Regions from separate parts of the Homo sapiens genome. Here region 1 is linked to region 2. The links are chromatin contacts, found by Hi-C or POLR2A ChIA-PET in ENCODE. All regions are on one chromosome and are shown on one strand. The core of a region is the stretch at or near the end of the contact, and the rest is flanking DNA. Distances in the headings are between cores, read along the strand shown. Region 1 has its middle 5.3 kb from the start of CASC17. Region 2 has its middle 210 kb from the start of CASC17.

Region 1 (5,940 bases), core at 974-3,473, 200 kb after region 2:
CAGATGAGTAAATTGGCCACAATGGCAATGACAAAAATATCAGCTTAAAAATGTGTCACTTGTCTACACTGACATCCCTTTCAGTTGATAAAAATTCAGGAGCTTTTATTGAATTAAAGCCACATTTGCCTGAAGAAGTCAGCAAAGTCACTGACTGGTTAGAAAATAATTATGTCCACAGTAGGATAAAAAGGTTTTAACACAATTTTTGCTGTTTGATTACTTGTACTGTTTCTGCCGAATTTGGGGTCTCTATATAAGTACATGGGAAATGGATTCCTGTATACCCCAAACTACATAGAACCATGACGCAGAAGACAGGAAAATTTAATAGGGAATGCTCATGTTGGTATATATTGAATCGTAGAAGAATTTCATAAAGAATAGCGTCATGTAGAAAATGAATGTGAATATATTCTCCCAGGAAAGCCATGCCCTCAAAGATAAAAAGCAGCTATTCATTGCAATGCAAGACTTATTAATCATAGTTAATGATTATCAAGGCTGGCCAGCCCTTAGGGACTACCTTCATGAAATTGTTCCTAATCTATCCCTGTGATATGCATTTACATATGTCAGATTTTATTTTTAGCCAGTTTTAGGGTTTTTTGTTTTGTTTTTTTTCCTGTTATCCCCGCTATTTTAAGTTGTTAGCATTATTTTGTATAACTTTTATGCTATGTATTTCATCTTCACACCATTTCCAATACTGGTATATATTTTGTAAAGACTCTTGAGAGTTCTAAATCATTTATTCTGTTTTTGGCAAATTTGACTCCATAAAAGTACAGTATGAGAACACTGACTTTGTGTATAAGCATTGTGCACGTATGTAAAAACATTGCCACATGCTAGATAAATGAAGAGATGTCCTTTTTGTACATCTGCGTTTGTGAAAAACAAAATTTCTTGAGATCTTGGCTCTTTGGGCAACTGCATATGCAATGATGACCTATCTTTTTTTTCAATTGATCTTGTCAAGAGACTTAGGATGTCTATCATGGTATCTCAGATGATCACAATTATAAAGCTGGGGGAACATAATTAACAACCATAATGATAGGTGTTTATACATTTTGCTCTGAGTTAATAAATAAGACAAAAGAAAATAATTTGCAAAGTTTTTCTTTCTTCGTTTACTGTCATTTCTGTCTCTTTAGTCTCTTTAAAGTGATAATACTCAACCCAAAAGATTTACAAATATATTAAACTACATGACAGGATATTTATCAAATGAATAAAATGCCCTCCCATTCCCCAAATGCCCATCAATGATAGACCTTATCCCAAATGAATAAAGAAAATGTGGCACATATATACCATGGAATACTATGCAGCCATTAAAAAGGATGAGTTCATGTCCTTTGCAGGAACATGGATGAAGCTGGAAACCATCATTCTCAGCAAACTAACACAGGAACAGAAAACCAAACACTGCATGTTCTCACTGATAAGTGGGAGTTGAACAATGAGAACACATGGACACAGGGAGGGGAACATCACACACTGGGGCTTGTTGTGCGGTGAGGGTGTAGACGAGGGATAGCATTAGGAGAAATACGTAATGTAGATGACGGGTTGATGGGTGCAGCAAACCACCATGGCACGTGTATACCTATGTAACAAACCTACACATTCTGCATATGTATCCCAGAACTTAAAGTATAAATTTAAAAAAATTGCCTAATAGAAATGAGGAAGGCAAAATCTAAAAATATCTCTTCTTTCGTCAGTGAAAAGGGCAAGTATATTTCTGTCCCTCTAAGGTATGAATGGAGCATGAAGTCTGAGATGATGTAATCAGTGACAAAGAACATCATCATCCAACTCACTGGGTTCCAAGTTGTCTCTAGGCAACCACAATATAGCCACATTAATATATCAATCAAAATATGTAATTTTAGAAGAGCACATAACCTTTAAAGAGAGTAGCAGACAAGGTTTTTGCTCAACAGTGACTCATCTTAGTAGATGACTTCTTTTTTGGATTCAACCAAGGAACTCTGAGTAAGTTTGCTTTGCCACGTCCCAAAGAAACCAGGGGTAATTCTCATTCAGCCTTTGCTGTGAACAGACACTATCGGGTCACCTAAGAAATAGCAATTTGTGGGTTCCTGCTTTATGCAATGATGATCTTGGCTTGCGCAACCCAAATAGAATGTGCCCCAACTCATGAAGTCAAGGCAATGTGGTAAACAGAACCTGTGCCAGCAGGACATCATTTCAACACCCCCTGGCATATAAAGCATGTTTGGGCAGGGGCATACACATCATAAACTCTATTTTGGTATGGACAACCTGGGAACTCAGTGATGACTATGTCATAGAACCATTAGCTTCATAGAGACAGCCTCTGATGTTACTTTAAGTTAGCCACTTATTAAACTCCTGAAAAGTCTCTGGAACAAATTATATTAAGACATGAGCAATGTTTAAAATCATCTAGAAACAAAGTAGATGTAAAGTGTTAGATGAAGGGGCTTAAATAAAGCATTTGTATGATATTGTCATTGTGGCGATGATGGTTGGCTTCTAATACAAGGTCTCCTCCGCAGTCCTGTCCACTTCCATAAAATCTACCTAAAAATATCCAGAATTGCCTTTCAGGTGTCGATAAACTCTTGCAATATTTGGTACTCTGCTACTGGATATTGCTTTGTAACAATTAGAATTATTTGACCTTATGGTTTTCCCTTAAGGCCCAGATGAAGTATCTTGAAGGTTTAAGAGAAAATGTGAGTTTCTTTCCTCAAGCACGTCCACAGGATATATTTCTATTGAGCGCACTCCAGTGTGGCTTCTAACAATATGGCTAAATGGCCATAACCTGAAATGCAACACATATATATGTGTGTATATATATCTATATATATATATATATATAGATATATATCCCTAACACTTTAATAAACGAGTATTTGACCTATCACATTATAAACTTGTTTGCCATAGTAATAATTTAATGCCTACATTTTGTAGAAAACTTTTCAATTAATATTGAGTGCTCAAGGGCAGGGCCAATGAATGACCTTTAAATCTGTTGTACTTAATACCATGCCAGACACATAAAAATGCTCAATAAATGCTTGTTTAAATTGGTTTGACACTGTGCTAGGCCCTTAGGAAAACCAGGTGGTTGCAAATTGCTGACTACCTTAGTTCACAAAATGTAGTTGTGCTTGGGGTTTTCTAATACTTGTATAGATTGGATTTAATTACTAGCTACCTTCAGCTCTTTCAGACTCTGTTTTGCATGATTTCTTGATTTCTTCAGAAAGTTCACAACCTCAGATAATTTGGCTAAATGGTAGTATATTTAGGGGACATTAACATGTTAAAAATCAACCAAATGACATGGTCTTTCAAACATCATTGTTGTTTTGAAAAATATTGAGAAATGTGAAGTCAAGAGCAAGTAAAGAGAGAACAGTAGTTTCGCAGAACCATTCATCATTTTTTACCCCACCTTTGGCCCAAAGTCATTGGACAGACATCTCTATCCAGTCATTCCTATGCATTGCACATTCTCCTTGCAGTCTAAGAGCTGTTTTTTGACCAAAAAAAAAGTGATTGTGGATCTAATCTGTTCACGTAGTTACATGCAAGAAATATGAACTTAGACACTCAGACTTTGTACCTTAGTTCTTTTTATGCTTTGATTCTCAGCTTTCTGTCTTCAGAGCAGCTTTTTAAAGATGATATTACATCTCTAGGGCCTAATTCATCCTAACATTAACTTGTGATGGCTAAAACAAATGTGAGATCTTATAATAAATAAATAGCGCCATTTCATATGAACCAGAACACTAAGAGACCTAAATACAAAATACAATATGCTCAGAAACATGGGGCCATAACTGCAGACTTAAAAGATGTGCCACAATGAGTTCAGGAATATGATTTAGCAAATGATCCAGACTCAAAGGCATTTAAAATAGAGAACATTTTTGCTAAAGCAATTTCTTTTTTTTTCTATTTTATTATTATTATAGTTTCAGTTTTAGGGTACATGTGCACAATGTGCAGGTTAGTTACATATGTATACATGTGCCATGCTGGTGTGCTGCACCCATTAACTCGTCATTTAGCATTAGGTATATCTCCCAGTGCTATCCCTCCCCCTTCCCTCCACCCCACAACAGTCCCCAGAGTGTGATGTTCCCCTTCCTGTGTCCATGTGTTCTCATTGTTCAATTCCCACGTATGAGTGAGAACATGCGGTGTTTGGTTTTTTGTCCTTGCAATAGTTTACTGAGAATGATGATTTCCAATTTCATCCATGTCCCTAAAAAGGACATGAACTCATCATTTTTTATGGCTGCGTAGTATTCCATGGTGTATATGTGCCACATTTTCTTAATCCAGTCTATCATTGTTGGACATTTGGGTTGGTTCCAAGTCTTTGCTATTGTGAATAATGCCGCAATAAACATACGTGTGCATGTGTCTTTATAGCAGCATGATTTATAGTTCTTTGGGTATATACCCAGTAATGGGATGGCTGGGTCAAATGGTATTTCTAGTTCTAGATCCCTGAGGAATCGCCACACTGACTTCCACAATGGTTGAACTAGTTTACAGTCCCACCAACAGTGTAAAAGTGTTCCTATTTCTCCACATCCTCTCCAGCACCTGTTGTTTCCTGACTTTTTAATGATTGCCATTCTAATTGGTGATTTAGATTTGTAAAGAATGCATATGAATTTGTGGGGTCCCACACTGGATCCCACAAAGTAAGTCTGCTAATGAGGTGAAAATATTTTTACCATACTTGACAAACATATGTATTCATATGTTTATATACAGTAGTAATAGGTGGTACCCATGTAGTATTATAGTCTTTAATGGCATTCTATTTCAGAACAAGTAAAAATGTTGAGATTATGAGGAACTTAAATTTTTAACCAGTATCATTCACATTTATAAAATGATATTAAAACCTCATTCATCCACAGGATCACAAGGGAATGAAAGGAAAATAATAAGCTTTCTAAATAGCTGAAGGTTATCTCTTTTGGTGAATTTTATTTAGATTTCAGGATACTTTCAATTGAAACCCTAAAATGTATAAAATCCTTTTCTGTTCTTCTTAAGATGTGTTCTGGACCACATATATATGCCTTCATCTTCGGGTTAAGTATCTTTGTAATATTTAGGCCAGTGAGGAAAGAAAGAAAATTCAGTTACCTTGTGTTACAACACAGCATGCTGGTTACATATGGGTTTATTATTACTTTATTCATTTAAAGTGTGCTATCTTGTATACAACTGATTTTAATAGAAATAGTGCCTACCTTACTGGTTGATGTGAGAGTAAAATAAAAATATCAACATGCAGTGAACCTAGTATATGCTCAATAAATATTAGCTAATTTAACTGCATATTTGTCACAGGCAGGGTTCCCTGGGAAGTGTCGTAAAGGTGGGGTTTAGTGTGCAGCATATATAGTCTAAAAATATATATATACACACATATATATCCTTTAAATATTCATACATTTTTATATATTCATATATATTCATATTTATATATATTCATATATTTATATATATTAATATATTTATATATTCATATTTTTATATATTCATATATATATATATATATATATATTTTTTTTTTTTTTTAAGACAGAGTCTTGCTCTGTCACCCAGGCTGGAGTGCAGTGGTGCATGATCTCGGCTCACTGCAACCTCTGCCTCCTGGGCGCAAGCGATTCTCCCGCCTCAGCCTCCCAAGCAGCTGGATTACAGGCGTGTGCCATACCCAGCTAATTTTTGTATTTTTAGTAGAGATGGGGTTTCGCCTTGTTGGTTGATCTGGTCTTGAACTCCTGACCTCAAGTGATCCTGAAGTGGCCTCCCAAAGTGCTGGGATTACAGGCATGGGCCACCACACCTGGCCTAATAACATTTTTAAAAATCAAAATTAATGCAAACAAT
Region 2 (5,844 bases), core at 1,522-4,021:
ACACATTATTTTATATTTGAAAAGATACCAAACTTGAAAATTTGACAATCAATATTTCCCAGCTGCTCATCTCTAATTTGTGACAGCAACAATAATCTTTCAACTTGTTTGGATATTTTAAAATATTGATATTTTCATTCTTGTAATAACTGAAAACATTTTATTCTTTCTAAATTTTCTCTACCTTATGCCACTTACCCAGACTAGGAAAAAATGACAAACACTGCAAGAAAATTCCTTTTCAAAATCATTCAATTTCTGACTTTATTTCCAGAGAAATTTTGGGTTTGATCACTTGAGGAGATTCAACACTCAGGGGAAACCTCCCAGATGCAATATGTTGAGTATCTCACTTCAACAATTTACAATTGAATGTAAGTTTACCTGGGCTATTTCCACTGTCGAGATTGCCTGCTACTCCTCCTGTTTTGCAAGTAGACTCTAATGTTATAGTTTTTTATTGATTGCTTTTACCAGTATACCATCCACAATTTCTAAATTCTTTAGGCCTGAAGGTTTCTCAGCATTCCTGGAGAATTTATTAGTTTGGAAGAAAGGAAAGAAAAATGGATCCCTGGAAATGCTAAGAGGCTGACCAAGAATACGCTTTTGTCTCCCATGGGGTGAAAAATTAGTCATATACCATGCAACTAAATATTCCTTAGACCCCATATTCGGCTTTTTGTATAAAGTCTGTTAAGTTCTTGAAACATATGGAAAGGATAGATAGTCTAGAATGACCTGGGATATTGGTTTTTTCAAATGAGCCTCAAGAATGTCTCCTCTAAGACCAAACAAAATCAAATTCAAATTATCATTTTGATGACTAATATAGTTTGAATATATGTCCCCAGCCAAATCTCATGTTGAAATGTAATCCACAGAGTTGGAGGTGGGGTCTGGTGGGAGGTGCCTGAATCATGGGGGCAGATCCCTCATGGCTTGCTGCTGTCTTTGGGATAGTGAGTGAGTTCTTGCAAGATATGGTTGTTTGAAAGTGTGTGACTGACACCCCACTCACTCTCTCTCTCTCTCTCTCTCTCTCTCTCTGTCTCTCTCCCTCCTGCTTTCACCATGTGACATGCAAGCTCCCGCTTTACCTCCTGTCATGAATAAAACCTCCCTGAGTACTCCCCAGAAGGCAAGCATATGCAGGTGCCATGCTTCCTATACAGCCTGCAGAACCAAGAACTAATTAAACCTCTTTTCTTTATAAATTACCCAGTCTCAGGTATTTCTTTATAGCAATACAAGAAGAGCCTAATACAATGACATATATCAATTGACCATTACATGAAACTGTTAATACTACTGCCCTACTTCATTCTAAAAGACAAACACATTGCTCTTGCTTACAGCCTCAAGTCCAAAGGAAATTAGGCTGTAATTAAGAAGAAATCACTGCCAGGCGTGGTGGCTCATGCCTGTAATTCCAGCACTTTGGGAGGCTGAAGCAGGCAGATATCTTGATCCTAGAAGTTTGAGACCAACCTGAGCAACATAGCGAAACCCCCATATCTACAAAAATTAGTTGGCTGTGGTGGTGCATGCCTGTAGTCCCAGCTACTCAGGAGGCTGAGGTGGGGGGATCATCTGAGTGTGAGAGGTTGAGGATGCAGTGAGCTGTGATAATGCGCCACTGCACTCCAGCCTGGGTGACAGAGTGAAACTCTGTCTCAAAAAAAAAAAAAAAAAGACAGTTGTGTCAGAGAGAAAAGCAGGAAGTAATCTCTGTATCATCTTTCTCACTGTTGTAAACCTGCAACATAAGTATTATCCTAGATTAAATTTGCTAACTAGACACAAGGAGCTAAACTTGACCCATATATATAACACGTGTAGCCCATTTTTGTGAAACATGTGACTTGCAGGAATGTATATAAAATATATATGTACAGTTGAATGATAAAAAGCAAAATAAACACTTGCCATCCATTGTGCAGCTTATCTTAAACCAAAAACCCCCAAGTGACTCTCCCAGATTGCATCCCCTTCTGTGATAGAATAATGACACCTCAATGATGTCTCTATCCTAATCCCCAGAACCTGTGAATAGGTTACCTCAGGTGGCAACAGGGACTTCGCGGCTGTGGTTAAAGTAAGAACTTTGAGATGGGGAGATTATGTTGGATTAACCAAGTGGGCTCAAAGTAATCATAAAGATCCTCATATGAGGGTGCGGGAGGAATCAGAGTCAGAAAAGAAAGATATGATGAGGAAACCAAAGGTTGTCATGATGAGCCATAAACCAAAAAAAATTCAGAAGGCCTCTAGAAGCTAGAAAAAAAAAGGAAACAGATTCTCTCATAATGCCTCCAGAAGAAAGACAGCCCTGCCAATATCTTGATTTTACCCCTTGAATTCTAGAAGTATAAGAGAATACACTCATGTTGCTTGAAGTCACTAAGTTTGTGGTAATTTATTTAATAGTGGTCATAGGAATCTAATACACCCTCCTTCCTCTGGAAATAATCACTATCCTGACTTTTCGGATAATCATTCACTTACTTGCTTATTTGATTTTAAATTTGTACACCTGTGCATGTATCTAAACAATTTACTGTTCAGTTTGTGTACCTGAGTAGCAAGCACAATCCTGGCTGTGTAAGGATAGGGTAATGTTGCTACGACTTACATGAGATGTCCACAGAGAAAATAAACTGAGCAGTAGCTCTGGTTTCAGTTCCCTGAGAGTTTACAAAATCTCTTTCTGGGTAAATCAGCGGGCAAGCTCATGAGTAAGGCTTGAGTAACCCAAGACTCATCAAGCTGGTATGCCTGGTGCAACTACAGTATGAGCCTCGTACAAAATATCTGGCAGAAGTCTTTTCACTGGGTTAATATGTTCCACTGTCTACACTTACAGAGGCTTATAGGTCCCACTTATAAGTCGCACTTCGAAAAATTTGTTTTTTTCCTGTATAGTTTCTCTTCCACCTCTCTTTATTCATTTTGACCACTATCTTCTATGTTAGAGTCTTTAAAAAAAATTATCTGTTGATTTGGGGCTTTCTGCTCTATGAAGACTAATCCACCAATTAGAGTCATGCTGTTGGAATTGCTCTTAGGTTTACTGTAGAATAATTTGGGGAGCTATTGGTTTGGGATCCCTTGATGTCAGGATCCTAAGGGAACACTAGTCAGATTTTCAGGAAAACATTTTCCCAATTTCCTGTCTGAAGATTAACAATCGGGTCACCCATCTGTTTGGTGCCAAATGGGGAAAGAAGGCTGGGGTGCAGGGTGATTCCTTTTAAGATTCAGGATGCATGTGGCTGCTTAATCCCTTGTTTTCATTCTTTACAGTATCCACATTCTCATCCTTGTCTGCCATCCTGCAATCCACAGACCCTCGATTTTATACTAGCCACGGGACCAATCTATAGTATCAAACGTGTAGGGAAGAACAGTTTGCTCAGAATGTGTTACAGTGGACAGGTGGGGATCTCTCAATATGTCTCCATCAGCTTCTCAGCCCTTCTGATGTTAGCCATCCTGCCTTCTCCCCGAGTTGCAGAGGTATGAGATACCACTGACTGAGCTTTTTTGAAAATTCTGAGAGAATTTAGCTTTCCTCATTCCAAGCTTGGGATTTTGCTTTCTTGGGTCAGCTAAATCCATTACCACTGGGCCATCCCCTTACCAGCTTCCACAACATTTCAACTATCGTCCTTCACCAATTTTGTACATCCTCAAGGCTCACGTATTTAAAAAAAAAAATGCATTATTGTAATTTTAGCATAATTTTTGAAAAAAAGGTTAATGTGTCTATTTAATCTACCTTACAAGTATATAGGTATATGTGTGTAATGGAGTCAGCTTTGTTGATATGTAAAATAAATAAGGATATAATGAGAATATTGTAGATCAAAATCCAGATTTGTGACTTCTCATAACAGATCAGAAGACTTGCCAGCATGAAGTCCATGATAATAGTTAGTTCTATCCATTTGCCAACTGCGTCCTTTAATATGAGTGTGAACTTTTTTATAGGTATTTTATTTATTTATTTATTTTACTTTAAGTTTTGGGATACATAGACAGAACATGCAGGTTTTTTACGTAGGTATAAATGTGCCATGGTGGTTTGCTGCACTCACCAACCTGTCATCTAGGTTTTAAGCCCCGCATGCATTAGGTATTTGTCCTAATGCTCTCCCTCCCTTTCCCCCAACCCAACAGGCCCCAGTGTGTGAAGTCCCCCATCCTGTGTCCATGTGTTCTCATTGTTCAACTCTCACTTATGAGTGAGAACAGAGCATGAACTTTTTTTTTCTTTTTTTTTTTTGAGATGGAGTTTCACTCTTGTTGCCCAGGCTGGAGTGCAATGGCATGATCTTGGCTCCCTGCAACCTCCGCCTCTCGGTTTCAAGCGATTCTTCTGCCTCAGACTCCCGAGTAGCTGGGATTACAGGCGCCTGCCACCACACTTGGCTAATTTTTTGTATTTTTAGTAGAGACATGGTTTCACTATGTTGGCCAGCCTGATCTCGAACTCCTGACCTCAGGCGATCTGCCTGCCTCGGTCTCCCAAAGTGCTGGGATTACAGGCAGGAGCCACCAAGCCCGGCTGAGCATAAACTTTTTAAACAGTCTCCACTACTCCTTTTTGTCTTACAGTGAGAGCATTTCATTATTTTGTGGTACTTTCTTGACCTTTGCAGTGTGAGAAATAACCTTTCATAAATCATACAAATGAACACTACTTCTTAAATTTTATATCATGAGGAGGATATCCAAATGTGGATATTTTTTGTTCATTTCTCACTTTGTAATCTTCGTATTCCCACTTCTCATATGACACTTACTACATGTTGCCTTGTTTTAAAAACAAGACTCTGTCATATTTCTCCTAGTAGTCTAAAAGATCAATAATGGCAGAGCTTATGTTTTGTTAATATGTTCCCGGAACATAGAACTTAGTAGGTACTAAAACATGAACATTGAATGAGTGAATGTATACATAAAATTATTTTAATGAATGTGTTTAATACTCTAGACAAGAGTTCCCTACAAGATGTTCTTTGGAAGATAAGCTGTTTATAATGTTTTTTATGCGAAAAAATGGTTCCATGACTGTTACAAATTGGGAAATGTTTAAATGAGCAAAGCTAAGTGCTTTCTTTACTGCAGAATTGTTTAAGTGTTCATTAATTTATCGATAATATTTTTACATGTCTTCTATTTGCTGGTCATTATGCTAGTTGCTTCAACGATAATAATGTTTACACTGATTCTGCTATTGTGGACCCCAAAATCTAGCAATATACCAACAAAAGAGAGCATCAATGGACTGTTTTCCCTCAAATTTATTTGAACAATAAAATTCTTTTTGGGGAGCATCTTATGGCACTAGTATTTCATGGTACACCCTTTGGAAAACCTGGCTCTAGCCATAAAAATAACTATTTTGATTCAGAAACTAGTTGGGAATTTTTATGTGCAATTAGTTCCAGACCCTGTAGTAAATGGGGACTAATAGATTATAAATAGTACCAGATAGGGTACTCCAAACCCAACTCCATTTAAGAAAAAGTGGTGGAAAAACTACCTCCCAATGGAGATATAAATCAACTCCAAGGGCAACTAATGACTTTGCTTACCATTCAACTTTCCAAGCCAACCTCAGAAGGTAAAACATATTATAATCAATACAGAATATTGCCCAATAAGGACCCAGACACTTAATGGTGTCATGCCGAAAGTGGCACATATTTGAAGCCCATCGTGATGATGAAGATGGTGCCGTGCCTTCCCAGTGAGTCGCATATTATAGCAAGACTCATCATGACAGATGTTTTTCACATACCAACCAACCTAAATTACCCAATCCCAAATACCTCA

The links. A loop is a pair of places that touch in the nucleus more often than their neighbours do. ChIA-PET counts read pairs that join two places held with the same protein, here RNA polymerase II (POLR2A). Pooled maps may share reads with other maps.
Region 1: a map of mammary epithelial cell shows a loop between it and region 2 (5-fold over the local background). The contact joins two enhancer-like sites. A Hi-C loop is called at or near these places in 1 of 168 maps with a recorded cell type or tissue (mammary epithelial cell) and 1 of 50 pooled maps. POLR2A ChIA-PET finds 5 or more read pairs at or near these places in 1 of 52 experiments (PC-9).

Annotation. Positions count from the first base shown.
Region 1 is chr17:71,204,499-71,210,438 of GRCh38, reverse strand. No RefSeq gene overlaps it. Among named protein-coding and RNA genes, the nearest start is that of CASC17, 5.3 kb to the right of the region's middle. Within about 2 kb of position 2,223, at least 2 of the 41 ENCODE cell types and tissues checked have a DNase peak (open chromatin) inside an H3K27ac peak, as active enhancers do; they include mammary epithelial cell, where a contact is called at or near this core.
Region 2 is chr17:71,409,923-71,415,766 of GRCh38, reverse strand. No RefSeq gene overlaps it. Among named protein-coding and RNA genes, the nearest start is that of CASC17, 210 kb to the right of the region's middle. Within about 2 kb of position 2,771, at least 5 of the 41 ENCODE cell types and tissues checked have a DNase peak (open chromatin) inside an H3K27ac peak, as active enhancers do; they include mammary epithelial cell, where a contact is called at or near this core.